2 separate regions of the Homo sapiens genome follow, and region 1 is linked to region 2. The links are chromatin contacts, found by Hi-C or POLR2A ChIA-PET in ENCODE. All regions are on one chromosome and are shown on one strand. The core of a region is the stretch at or near the end of the contact, and the rest is flanking DNA. Distances in the headings are between cores, read along the strand shown. Region 1 holds the start of LINC01395 (long intergenic non-protein coding RNA 1395). Region 2 has its middle 11 kb from the start of BARX2.

Region 1 (6,781 bases), core at 4,138-6,637, 250 kb before region 2:
CTCCTTTCGTCCTAACTCTCTTCATGGACAATGACCTGGGCAGGGCAACAGGCTCAGAAATGGAATCCAAAGCATCGCTTTAGGTTACATCGTTTCTCTGTAGAGTCTAATTTTCTCTGGCTGCTGACTGAGGCTGCACACAGCCTGCAGACTTGGAGGCAGTGAAGACTACATCATAATAACCGTCTATTAAACTTCAAAGGAAAAAAATTAAAAACATGAATGGAACTAATTGCTGGATGCTACAAATTGGTTTCTGGGCATTATAAATGGTTTAATAGTTGGTCTAGATACCACTGCGATAGGTCGCTGCCATTTACAACTACAAACACAGAGAGATGCGAAGATAACCAATACAGGCTGTGGCCTCAACAGTCACAGCTCCACAGCTGCAAGGGAAGAACTGTACCTGTTTTGAGCATTTGATATATTTATCTGTCACAAAGTAGCCAAAAATGACTCCTGTCTAACAGTTACATAACCTAAAGACATGGCGCCCAGGTGAAACAAACAAAACTTCACAGACTACCCTGGCTAGGAGTCAGGATGCCTGGAGGTCAGATCAGGCTCTGAAGTAACCAGCCATGTGCTCACAGGCCAGTTGCCTATTTTGAGTACTCAATGAGGCCTGATAGAATACAGCTCTCCGTGGGGTCCACATCCATGAATTCAACCCACCTCAGATGGAAAATGTTGAAAAAGTTGCATCTGTACCGAACATGTACAGACTCTTTTTTCTTGCCATTTTTCCCTCAACAATAAGGTATAATGATTCATATAGCATTACACTGTATTGGGTATTATAAGTAACCTAGAGATGATGTAAAGTATATGGAGGAAGTGCATAGGTTATATGCAAATACTGTGCCATTTTATATCAGGGACTTGGGCATCTGTGGATTTTGGTATCCTGGGAAGGTGCTAAGATGAATCCTCTAGGGACACCAAAGAATGACTGTACTTGAGCTCATGCATTCACTTATTCATTTAATCAGTCTGGATTTATTAAATATCTACTACATTCCTGGCACAACACTACGTACGGGGGCTACCTTGAGATTCCAGTCCACCATGAGTCTCATGCCAAAGAACGCGATGTGGTGATGCTATTGAGGTATGCACGGGTGCCATCAGGGGAGGTACGGAAGGAGTAACTAAAACTCAGCAGAGAGAAAACACGTGAAGTCTCGAGAGGGAGAGATCTTTGAATTGGGCTTTAAATGATAAATACAAGTTTGTCAGGCAGGGAAGAAGGAAATGCCATTCAAAATGACAGGAACAGGGCATCAAAGATACATGAAAAAGAAATGTTCAGAGAACAGTGAGTGTTAGGTGAGTGTGGTTAGAGGAGAGGAACCTGTTAGGTTCAGTTAGGGAGGTCTGGGAGGTGTCTGGGCACTCTCTTGTAGGCAATAGTCAGTGGTACTCACACTTTAGTGTGTACCAGCATTACCAGGAAGGCTTGTTAAAACACAGATCGCTGGGCCCCTCTCCCATAGTTTCTGATTTAGCAGCACTGGGGCAGGGCCTGAGGATTGGCATCTCTATTAAGCTCCCAGGTGATGCTGCTTCTGCCAGTCCTGGGACCACACTCAGGGAGCCACTGCGCTAGGGAGTCCTCCCTTCTGATGCTCGTATGTCTGGGTCTGTTGAGGCAAGTAGTCCGCACCGCATAGAGCAGATTGGAAGGGGAGAGGCTGAAGGCAGAGTGGCATCCAGGAGGCTTGTAGAGGCTCCTAGAAACAAAACTCCTGCCAACTTTCGCAACTCAAGAGTCCCTGACTCATCTTAAACCCTAATGTTTGTTTATTTAGCCTGTTACTGGTACCTGAAATTTTTACTAACAGCTTTTCTCATTTGGATAATGAATTGCAAATACTTCTGGAAGGGGACGCAGATGAAACTGCAATCAGGGCTTTACTATAGAGTGGTAATTTAACTATGGGAGTCTTTTCATGCAGAGCTGCATGAGATGATGGTCATTTCTAATGTGCTGGGAGGGCAGATTCACTCCTGGCTGTACCGTACCCTGACGGCACACTGTTACCCAAGTCACTTCACCTCCCCGAGTCTCAGTCTCAGTCTACTCTTTGGTAAAATTGTGGATAATAACACCTGCCACAGTGAGAAAATGTGTGTAAGAGCTTTTGGAGTATACCAAGTGCTAAACAGAAATGCTAACATATATGCGCATACACACATATATTCTTACGGTACATCTTTTAGCATATTGAAAACTTCAGAAGACTCTTAATGAATCTAAGGTTTGTCAAGCCTGTTGGGTTGTTGCTTTGTGTGTGTATGAGAGAGACACACAGAGAGACACAGAGAGACAGAGTAAGACAGAGAGCAGGAGAGGTAAGAAAGGAGTGAGACAGAATATGTCAGAGTGAAAGGCGGAGGTTGATGTTAATTCCAATTTTAGCATTGGCCTTTTGGTCTATATTTACAATAACTTTTCACAAGATTCCTAAGTTAAAACAGGTCAGGATTTGGAAACTGTACAGTAGGGATTTCTCCTTGTTATCAAATAGAAAAAAAAAATCCTTCCTTGGGTCTTTAGGGACTTCCTAGGCTCTCTCTGGATATTTGCACTGTTTTCCACAAACCCCAAAACAGGCAGTATTGATCAGGCCCAGACTGAATGCACCTAATCCCTTTAAACAAATACATGTCTAGCCAGTTCTGGGAAACCTTTTCTTAACCTTGGTGTAATTCTCCACCTCCAGGATATTGACAGGCCAGGTTTAAAGGGCTCCTTTAACTAAATGTGATTGAAGTTTTCCTTTCATCGGGAAGGGGTGCACAGAGGATGTAACATGTTATTCTGGAGTACCTTGGCAGGCGCACCCTGGAACAGCAGGCTATCAGCTTACCCACAAGTGAACCATTCCCCAGGTGGCATGGTTAATCGCAGCAGCTTCACCATGGTAAAAGACAAACAATGTCCTTTCTGTCTTGTCCCAAGGAAAAAAAGACGACATCTACCAATTTGTAAGAGGATAATTTCCTAATTACCCCATGAAGTTTGTTTTTTTCTGGTGGGTCCTTAAATCAGGCTGAAAAGAGTGAAATCGGATCCTTCCTTTCGAGATGAAAAGCGTTATTGACAGCATTAGGTTTTCGCAGTGTCTCCCTCTACAACTGAAGGAAGAATCTGCTCATCTCCATCGCAGTAGTCTTGGAGGCAGCTGCAGCATGTGCAGGAGAAGGTCCCGAATGGAAAGGCTGGGGCTGGTGGACTTCAGCTTGATCACGACATCGTTGTTTAATTACTTGGAAAAGCTCCCTCCGGAGTGAGTGGAGGCCCCGACGGAATACATGACTCACAACATATTGACTCCTGAATGTTTTAGAAATGAAGCTTGCCTTAATTTTCGACAGCCATTAAATTCTCCTCAAGGCATTTTGTGAAAAAAGGAGGGGTGTTCTGGTGGTGGTTATCAAACCATAACCACCCTCAGCCACACCTGGGGCACTCCCAGACTGTTGGATGCTAGTCAGGAGACGAAACGAACGTTTCTGTAGCACCTATCATGTGCTCCAGAACTTTTCAGCCTCCTGCCTGACTTCTTGCAACAATCCTGCGAGGCAGGTGGAATAGCTGCTATTTCAAAGTGAGGAAACTGAAGCTCAAAGTCCCAATTCCCAAAGGGAGGAGCTGAAGAAGAGCGCCAGTCTCACCCCATCTTTCCGTGTCCTTCCAGAAGGAAGAGGCCACCCTGGTAGCTCTCTATTTCCAGAATTCTGCTTCTTTCGTCTTCCTCTCACTCTGACTGCTGGGGTGCTTACACACAGGGGCCAGCAGGAAACAGAGACAAAGGGGAGAAGGTGTAAACACGAGCAGGGAGGAAAACTTGGCACAAGCTGGATGTGAGAAGGATTGGCGTTGCCGGGGACGCCAGGGCTGGTACCAAGAACAGAGGAGACGGTGAAATGTGGCCTTGTCCTTTCTCCAGTTCCAGAAGGGCCGGTCTGCCTCCATTCCTAGAGTCCGTTGATTAACTCAACAGCTGTTTATTAAGCATCTAATGTGTCCCCAGTACTTCAATGGGCACTGGGAATACAGCAGCCATCAAACAAAGCTCCCTCCCCCCCGGAGCTTACATTCTAGGGGAGTTTCTATCTAGCGGCTTCAGGCAGTCCTCTGGAGGCTTAGAATGAGGGTGCTCCCTGTGGTTCCCCTGGACACGCACAAGCGCAGACACACATGCGCTCACATAAGTGTGCACTCACATGCACTTGCCCGCGCGCGCACACGCACTGCCCCGTCTTGCCGCCCTTTCTCTAGCCAAGCACCTGAAGCAGAGGCGCAGCGCGGATGACCCTGAACATGTGCGCGAGGAGCAGGCCAACCCCGAGGCAGCCACCAGCGTCTCAAGGCCCGCGCAGTCGGCGGGGCGCGGGGCGCAGCTGGGCGGTGTCCCTGGGAGGGAAGGAGGCTGCGCGGAGCCCCCGGAGCCCCAGCCCCGGGTAGTTACACCTGCCCGCGCTCGCTCTCGGGCACAGCGGGGCTCTTCCTCCAGGGGCTTGCGGTGGAGCAGGCGGTGTCAACCCCTCCAGGCTCCCGCTGGCCCACATCCGCCACCCGCCTTTGCCTCTTAGCCCCACAGACCCACACGGGCCTCTCCTCCCAGGCATGGCCACGCTGACTGATTCCTCCCTCCTCTACTGATTTCTGGGGCCCAGCCTGGAGGGAGAAAAGTGGGAAGGTGTCCACCTGCGCCAGCCTTGGTGTTTGGGTGAGACACAGGTGGAAAACAATTACAGGGCTCTTTGGAAACAGCCTCGGCCCTGGAACTGTGGCAGAAACTTGGACTCGGTGGCCTGAAACCAGGCTGAGGAGCACAGTCAGGCAGTGCGGACCTGTCCCTCGGGGCTGATTAATTAGACACTCCTTCCTTCCGAAGCCTTTTGGTTGGCTGTTTGTTTGTTTCCAAGGCTAGCAACCGCCTACCACCACTTCTCACACATGCTTTCCCTAAGGCGAGGCTGCGCGCAGGATGGCGTGCACTTTCCTCCTCCCTCTCAACTTCTCCCATGCTCTCTCAATCTCTGGTAGACAACTCCCTACCAGGCCACCTTTCTTTCTCTGGGCCAGTTAGCACCTTCGAGAAGTTCTCCTGTGGCCATGCCCACCTGCCTGTCCTCTCCAGGAGAAAGAGAGAGTGGCAGGGCAGGAGGAGGGTCCCCACCTCCATAGGACAGCTGGCTTAGCTCTGCAGAGCCCCTGTGGCTGGGAGGGTGTGTGTTAGGGCCCCATGGGGTCAGGGTACAGGCAGGCTTTCCAGGCAGGTGGGCCTGCCTCAGTCCCATCCTGCACCCCCTGTGGATCAACGTCAACAGCAAGAGACTCACACAGGGTCTGCTTCTCTCTCCTTGTCAGGTACAAGAGAACTCTGCATTTGTCTTCTGCCCACAACTTCGTTGAAGAAGTGGAGAGGCCAAGCAACTCCAAGGCTGTTTGGAAGGAGAGCTGGGCTCTGCCTCCTGGGAGAGTTGGAGGACATTTCTTCTCTGTGGAGTGTGAAGGGAGGACTGCCCTATTCCTTGTCTGCTAGTGCTTGCCCCTGGGAGCCAGTGCATCTTATCCCTTTTAATTCTCGCTGGCTCCCAGGGGCACGTATTACCATCCCATTTTACGGGTGAGGAGACTGAGTTTCAGAGAGTTGTTCCTGTATAGCTGTAAATATGGGAGGCCGAATAGGATGGGTTACATCACCTGCAACTAGTTTTATGGCCAACAGGAATTCATTTTCCTGGTTCTTGCAAAGCGGTGGATAAGGCTGGGAATTAGGATGCCCTCCTTCTACTCTAGTCATGCCAGTTTGGCCTCTGCTCTATAAACAGCCCTTGTTCTTTTCTGTCTCCTAGATTCTCTCACATAGCTTCCCCAACTTGGAATGCCACTCTCCCTCCCACCAGTTCAACTCCTGCATACCTGAAAGGCCCAGCTAACCTCTTCCCACAGGAACCTTCCCTGCCCACTCTAGCTCTTGGCCATCTCTCCCTACTCTAACTCTAACAATTGCATTCTGTGCCATAAAATCAAACTCTTCATGACAGTACTGCCTTTTATGATTTGCTCATTGTTTCCATTTCATTCGTCTCATTCCATCAGCCAGACTGATCCGTGTAAGGGCAGGGACCGAGCACGGACACTTCCCCTAGATGCCCCACTGTTTCCAGCTGAGTGCTGCCATAAAGTTGCACTCGGTGACTCCTATTTGGCTAACATTCTAAACATGAGCCAAGGGTCTTTGCTACAAGACAGTGAGGGGTGGTACTATTGGGCTTTCAACCATTAATGAGCTAGCAGCAACTTCCCCTCACTTGGTGGCCAGCCTGCCTGGTTCCTCCAGACTGTCAAGAAGGATTGCACCTGAGTTAGCTGAGAAAGAGAGACAGAGCTTAATTGTATGCTCCGTTCACACTAAGGCACCCAAGGACTACTTAGACCAGAAGCGTGGGCAGGTGTAACCACGTGGGGCTGGGGCTCCGGGGGCTCTGTGCAGCCTCCTTCCCTCCCAGGTATGTGACGATTGAGGATAAGTAAGTGAAATGCAAACAGTTATATACATAACAAACAATCTGGTCTAAAGTTGAAAACCACAAGGTGAATTATTGGAGTATTTCTTTCTGGGGCCCAGCCTGGAAGGAGAAGAGACGGAAGGTGTCCACCTGCGCCAGCCGTGGTGTTTGGGTGAGGCACAGGTTGAAAGCAATTACAGGGCTCTTGGGAAACAGCCTCGGCCCTGGAACTGTGGCAAGAACTTGGACT
Region 2 (7,083 bases), core at 2,589-5,088:
AAATTACTAAAGTAAATGAATGATATGGTGCCAATTTCTCTGCGTTTCAATTACACAAGCAGCCTGCCTTTTAAAATTGAATTTGAAGTCATCACAGAAGAGAATCCCCAATTCTATTGCCAGTCCACATCCTGATACGTTTACTTAAGTCAATTATCGAGTTGCTTAGATTATGTCTACAGAAGCTGCCAAAACATCTGGTCATTTCAATCAGTTCAATAAAAGATTCTGCCAAGTCAGGGGGGAAAATTAGTCAAATTACTCATTTGTATAGGCAGAGCAATGGGTTGTTTTCTCTGGGTAGACTGTACATGGATATAACTCAAAAGGTTTTGGTTTTCTCTTCTGAAACCAGAATACAGTTTATAGTTCCTGAAGGAGGTTGTGATATTTATCAGTGTTTGGGAGGTGCTCTGACAGATCTATAGTCCAAAATGTAATGGATATGAAAAGGACTTAATCACGTCTCTGAGACAATTCTGTACTCATTTGAATCCTATGTTCTCAAGGTTGGGACCAAGTCAGAATTAAGCCAGTGGGTTTTTGCTAAATTTTGAAAAATAAAAGTACTAGTACTAGAAATCACAGAATAGTGCCTTTTCGCCTAAAACCCACCGGCATTCCTGTGGATGTATGTCCTCACTTTAACAAAATCTGACACATGATTTGAATTACCAAATACATATAAATATACGGTGTTTCACGGGAACCTCCGCTGCATAAAATGCTGCTCTATAAAATCAAATTAATGCGGTCCTATTATTTCTTCAGTCTCTTCTATGGCGTCTTCGATGGATATTTGAAATTTCAAATGATTATCTTTACTGACCACATAGTGACAGCCCCAAAGAGAAATAAATGCTCAGAGACGGGGAGGAAGAGATTTAGGAGCCCGGCAAGGCTCCTGTTCCTATTACCCTGTTTTTCCTGTCGCATTTACATACTCACTCAATGTTTCAGATCAGAGGATTTTTAATGAAACATTCTAAATAATGATTTAGTTCAGAAGTCTGTATTAGAATACGAGCTCTCACTTGACTAAACATATTGGAAGAAGAAAACAGTTTCATTATTCATTTGGAGCAACATTAAGTACAAATAACCTACCCATGTCTAATTTTATGCGACTTTGTTCTCTGTACATAGATTTGAAGTTTTTTGAAACCTGAGATAATTAGGAACAATTATTGTCATAACTGAATAATATAAACTTTGTATTATGTCTGAGGTGACTCACCCTCCTACTAAATATTCCAGAGTACATGATCTGTTAGGCTGAGGTCTGTGTGTAACTTGTTAAATGTCTATAGCTTAATTGTTAAGAGTTGCTTGTTAATGAATTAGCAACAAAGTCTTTCTGTTTCCTTTAAGAGAGAAAATAGCTCTTTGTTTCAAGAACAAAGAAATTTTAAAAACTCAGTTTTCTAGGTAGGAGGAAGGTAATTTTTCTAAAAGAGAAAAAGGTTTATTTAGAATCTCAGTAGGAGTAGACTCTTGCTTTATGAAGAAAAAAAAAAAAAAAAAAGCCAGAAATTTTACTATAGCTCAACTGAACTGAAGAGTAAGATCTGGGGTCCAGTAAAGAATAATATTCAAGTAGCCAAAAGAGGATTTTAGTTTTGACACAGACAGATTAGAAGTCGGTAGGATCAAGACTTTTTGGAGAATGAGCAGAAGGACCCTGCACTAAGAATGGGATAAAACCAAGGTGGTCAAATGGGGGTTCACAGGGGTAGATCTTCGTTAACTTCTTGTGGACAGAAATAGAATTTGTTTTTCCTTTGTAAGAACTAATGATGCAGAGTTTATGCTTTTATTTATGCAGTATAATTTTGGAAAAGTAAGTTTGACTTCCATGAATATGATGGCTTGGAGAACAGAAATGGAGCAGGGCATGAAGAGAGGAGAGGGTATGACATTGCAGAAAATATGCAGATTCTGGGGTTCCAAAGAACCTCAAAATTATTAACACAAATGAAAAAAAGTGCCCAGTCTTGAATTCAGCTTTGGAATATACACACCCCACATACTTGTAGGTTAACAAGTAGTTTACTGTCCTGATGACAAACTAAGAAGTCATTTACAAGGTAATATTTTGGAGTGCAAAGACCCACATAAAAGAGACTGAATTAGTCACAAGCTGTTTGTGGGAATGTAAATTGGTATGATATTTCTGGAGGGCAGTTTGGCATTATATCTCAAACACAAAATCGATCCAGCAGTCCCAACCTAGGAATTGAAACCAAAGCTGTGGTTCTCAAATATGATTGTACACATAATTTCCTAGGAGTGCTTGTTTAAAAACTGCCCATTCCTAGATTTCCTCCCTCCAGAAATGTGTAGGTGTGACAGTTGACATTTTAAAACCAGCAGTCCTATTGATTTAGCTGCTGTTTAACAAACAGGTTGCCAAAGAGATAAAAATGATAAAAGTGGGACAGGCTGTAAGAAGAAAAAAATGTTAGTTGTAAGAATTCTTAAAATTTAAGGAAATTAGGAAATCTGTCATTTTACCTCTCTGAGCCTCAGTTTCCTTGTCTTTGAGATAAAAGTACATACCCAATAGTGTTATTGTAACACTAAAGATATATATAAATGGTTTAGACAATGACTGACACGTAAAGATCAATATATGTTAACTATTATTACTGCAATGCTGAGTGAAAAAGTCATTGATATAATAGAATGTGCAATACAATTCCAGCTTCAAAACATTGTTTATATACACATGTATATAGGTGCATATAGAGATGTCTAAAAGCATGTTCAAATACTAACAGTGATAATTTATTTTTAAAATGTATTATTATTATTAGAGATAGGTGTCTTGCTATGTTGACCAGGCTGGTCTTGAACTCCTGGCCTCAAGCAATTCTCCTGTCTTGGCCTCTCAAAATGCTGGAATTACAGGTGTGAGCCACTGCACTCAGCCCAGTGATAATTTATTCTATGTAGTTTTGAATATTGTTTACATAGTTTTACAATTGACATTTATCTTTTTTCCTACAAATTATATTTAAGTTCAAAAATATTATAATATTTTACATTCAAAAATAAAAAGCGAACTTCAATATCTTACATTTGCATAACATTTCCCATTTACAGAAAATTTTCAAATGCAGTACTTCATGTGAACTTTATACAGCCCTATATATGAAAAAAGACAAGTCTTACTATCCCTATTTTACGAAAGAGGAAACTGAGGAAAAGTGGTTTACTTGAGGTTACCCCACACAGCCACATCTACACTTGCAGAGCCAAGTCTCAAACCCGAGTTTTTTGAGTCCAAGTTTCCCATACCCTCTATGGGACAATGTTTTTTCACTGATCTCAGTTATATTTTTCAAAAGAAATGAAATTCCAGTTTTATGAGTTTCTATTTTTCGCTCATCCACCCCCTCATAAAAAATGCTAAGCATTTGATAAAACCGAGGTAAACTGAATATTAAGAGGGCTGACATAAAAACATATTAAAGTCAGGAAATATCACAGTTAGGTCTGGTAGGAAAACTTAACCATCTCATGTGTCATGAGCTTTGGTTACTAGGTAATCCTCTAAATATAGACAGTCCCAATCACTTGTTAAAAATTAACAGCAATTTCACGAGCAGGGAAAGTGAGTTGATAATTATGTGGAACATGGACTGTCCATTGGATTGCTCTGAGTTCTCGAAAGTTTTTCACCTCCTAGCAATCAAGCCCCGGCGTCTCACGGAGCCTTCCCAGCCAAGCCGCTTTGGCTCTGGACCACGTCTGCAATCAGAAAGGATCCTAAGGTACCCGCCACTTCTCAGGGTTGCAGCGTGGCCGCTACTGCCCTCTACCGGACAGCAGGGACGCATGGCGTGTGTGCTGTGGAATCCGGTCTCCCTCTATCGGCACGAAGCAGGTACATTATCAAAGACAGGCTCTCCAGAGGTGCTGCGTCGGCGCTAGTGACTGTCCCAGAACATTGTCTTGGGAAGGCCACCTGGGGGGCTCCTTGACCTCAGCACTGTCAGAAGTGTCACCTGTTGCTATTCTTCCCTAAAACAGATCAAGGGACTCTCTAGACTGGACAGGGAAGCCTCTTTGCCCGTCCTACACTCTAGGGTTAGTTCTGATCATTCTCACCATCAAGGACTTGAATTCTCCACCGAAAATCGTTGTACATGACTTAGCTCTACTTCTGATTAATAAGGGTATTGAACAAGGAGGATTTGAAAGCAGCACATAATACCGGTAGCAACTCTGTAGCATACAACTCTAAGATCTAGGACTGTGCCCTGATGTCACCATTTAAGAGCAAAGTCAGCTCCAGTATAAACAAGCTTTGTGGACCTCAACCGTGAGTAAAAGCTCCGCTTCTCTGAGTTGGTCTCAGGGATCTAATTAGTTTATGGTGGTAGATCTTGAATATGATCAACACTATGTTCATATATTGCATTTACATTAACTCCAGTATACATTTGCCTGCTCTAGATCATGCTTAAATATTTCTGGCTTTTATGGATTAGGTGCACTTACAGTTCCCTGAATTTATAGATGACACCTGGTCTCTTTTAACTTAGGATGTAAACCTTCTTGAGTAAAGGGAGTGGAGGGTCTGGCTGAAAAAGGAAAATGTAAAAGGTAAAATCTTAATAAGAGGATGAATATAAAAGAAGAGAAATAGAAATAATTCAATTTTTCCTGCCATTGATTTTTCTGTCCTGACTCTATGAATTACAAATACAAAGTCATTTGTAGTGACTTTGCTATTTTCCTATAAAAATATATTTCCTTATTTCCCCCCTGCCTGCAATAGAACACACAGAGCCAGTCAGTCTTGCCAGGTATGGAAAACAAGTTTATACATAACTAGAAACCTTTCTTCCCCCTAAAAAATCAAAACAAAACTCCACTTCATGGGACAGGCTGAAACTACCACAAAACTATGGGGAATGATTAAGAAGTTGGCTGAGGTGCTTTCTAATGACTGTTTAGTCAATCAGATAGCTGAGTTTGGGAACAGGATGTTGTTATATTTCTGGATATTTAAATACCACCTTCTTGAATGGCAACATTTTGTTCTTTGTATTACATTGCATTGTTTTCCTTGTAGCAACGTGTTGTAAATCTGTAGTGGAGATAAGTGTATAGAAATTGAATATAGAGATAATTCATCTAGCATATATTTATTGAGCATCTACTTTGTCCCAGGAACTGTGTTGGTCCAAGAAATGTGGTGGTGAACAGCACACACTCCCTTTCCTCACAGTAACAGACCTGTAGTGGAGATAGATGAGTCAACAGGTGCCTACACCCATAGTTAGGAACTGGGAGATTTAAGAGCACGAAGGAGGGGCACTTAGCCCAGTCCGAAAAGAAATAAGGGAAGGATTTCAGAAAGAATTGTTATATAAGGTGAGATCTGAAGGAAGAATATGAGTTAGGAAGGGGTAGAGAAATTCGAGGCAGACAAGAAAAACATCCAAAGCATAGAGGCAAGTGAAAGTGTCTCATGAAGCACCTGCAGTACTTGAGTGTGGCTGAAGTGCAGGTTTGAAGAGGAAAGTGTCCTGAGAAAATGAGAAAGAAGGGCCAGATCATAAAGCATCTTTTATGCTATGTTACTGATTTATATTTTATTCTGAAAACAATAAGAAGTGCTAAATGATTTATGGTAGGAAGGTGACATAATCAGATGTGCTTCTGAAAGTCCGGGCCATAATGTTATAGAGTGTGGATTCAAGGAGAGCAAAATAGAGAGGAGGGAAACCGGTTAAGAAGTTACTGTAGGCCGGGCATGATGGCTCACACCTGTAATCCCAGCACTTTGGGAGGCCAAGGTGGGTGGATCACCTGAGGTCAGGAGTTCGTGACCAGACTGGCCAACATGGTGAAACCCTGTCTTTACTAAAAATACAAAAATTAGCTGTGCGTGGTGGCAGGTGCCTGTAATCCCAGCTATTTGGGAGGCTGAGGCAGGAGAATCGCTTGAACCCGGGAGGCAGAGGTTGCAGTGAGCTGAGAGCATGCTGTTGCACTCCAGCCTGGGCAACAAGAGCGAAACTCCATCTCAAAAAAAAAAAAAAAAGTTACTGTATTTCTATGTTAATCCAAGGGAGAGGTAATTGACTTCTGAAGCCATAGGATGAAGAAAAAGGAGAGACCGAAATGATTTCAAGGAACTAGAATCCATGAAACCCAATAATTATTTTGAGGTAAGAAAATAAAGAAGTCTAAGTCAAGAATGACCCTATTTAATACCCAGAACATAAAAGCTCCTACAACTTAATAAAAAAAATGACTCAATTAAAAAACTGGGCAAATGACTTGAATAGAAATTTCTCCAAAGAATATATATATAAATGGCCATAAGCACATGAAGAGATGCTTAACATCATTGGTCATTAGGGGAATGCAAATCAAAGCCACGATGAGACATCACTTCACCCCTACTAGGATAGCTATAATTAAAGGAGACAGAAAATAGCAAGTGTTGGCATGGATGTGGAGAAATTGGAACCCTTGTACATTGCTAGCAGAAAAGTAAAATGGTACAGATGCTGTGGGAAACAGCTTGGCACCTCCTTAATAAGCATAGACTTAGCATATTACCCAGCAATTCGACTCCTAGGTATATGCCCCAAATAATTCAAAAACAGAAACAAACATATTTTCAGGCAAATGCTTATTGCAGCATTACTTACAATAGCTAAAAGTAGAAACAATCCAAGTGTTTACCAACAGAAAATTAGATAAATAAGAGGTAGTATATACATACAATGGAATAATATTTAGCCATAAAAGCAATAAAGTTCTGATACATGCTACAACATTAATGAATCTGGTAAACACTATGCTAAGTGAAATAAGACAGACACAGAAGGACAAGTGTTATATGATTAAACTTATACATAATGCCTGGAATAGGTAAATTCATAGACACAGAAAATAGAATTGTGCTTACCAGGAGCCAGAGAGAGGGAAAAGTGGCAAGTTATTGTTTAATGGTTATAGAATTTTTGTTTAAGGTGATCAAAAGTTTTGGAAGTAGATAGTAGTGATGGTTGTACAACATTGTGAATGTAGTTAATAGCATTAAATTATACCCTTTTA

What was found. Hi-C counts contacts between places; a loop is a spot of excess contacts on that map. ChIA-PET counts read pairs that join two places held with the same protein, here RNA polymerase II (POLR2A). Pooled maps may share reads with other maps.
Region 1: a pooled map shows a loop between it and region 2 (2.4-fold over the local background). The contact joins the promoter of LINC01395 here to the enhancer-like site in region 2. A Hi-C loop is called at or near these places in 1 of 168 maps with a recorded cell type or tissue (Caco-2), 1 of 37 single-sample maps with no recorded cell type and 4 of 50 pooled maps. POLR2A ChIA-PET finds 5 or more read pairs at or near these places in 1 of 52 experiments (PC-9).

The regions. Positions count from the first base shown.
Region 1 is chr11:129,615,875-129,622,655 of GRCh38, reverse strand. It overlaps LINC01395 (long intergenic non-protein coding RNA 1395), which reads left to right and starts at 5,387. Exons shown (of 4, transcript NR_120582.1): 1 at 5,387-5,645.
Region 2 is chr11:129,361,071-129,368,153 of GRCh38, reverse strand. No RefSeq gene overlaps it. Among named protein-coding and RNA genes, the nearest start is that of BARX2, 11 kb to the left of the region's middle. Within about 2 kb of position 3,838, at least 3 of the 41 ENCODE cell types and tissues checked have a DNase peak (open chromatin) inside an H3K27ac peak, as active enhancers do.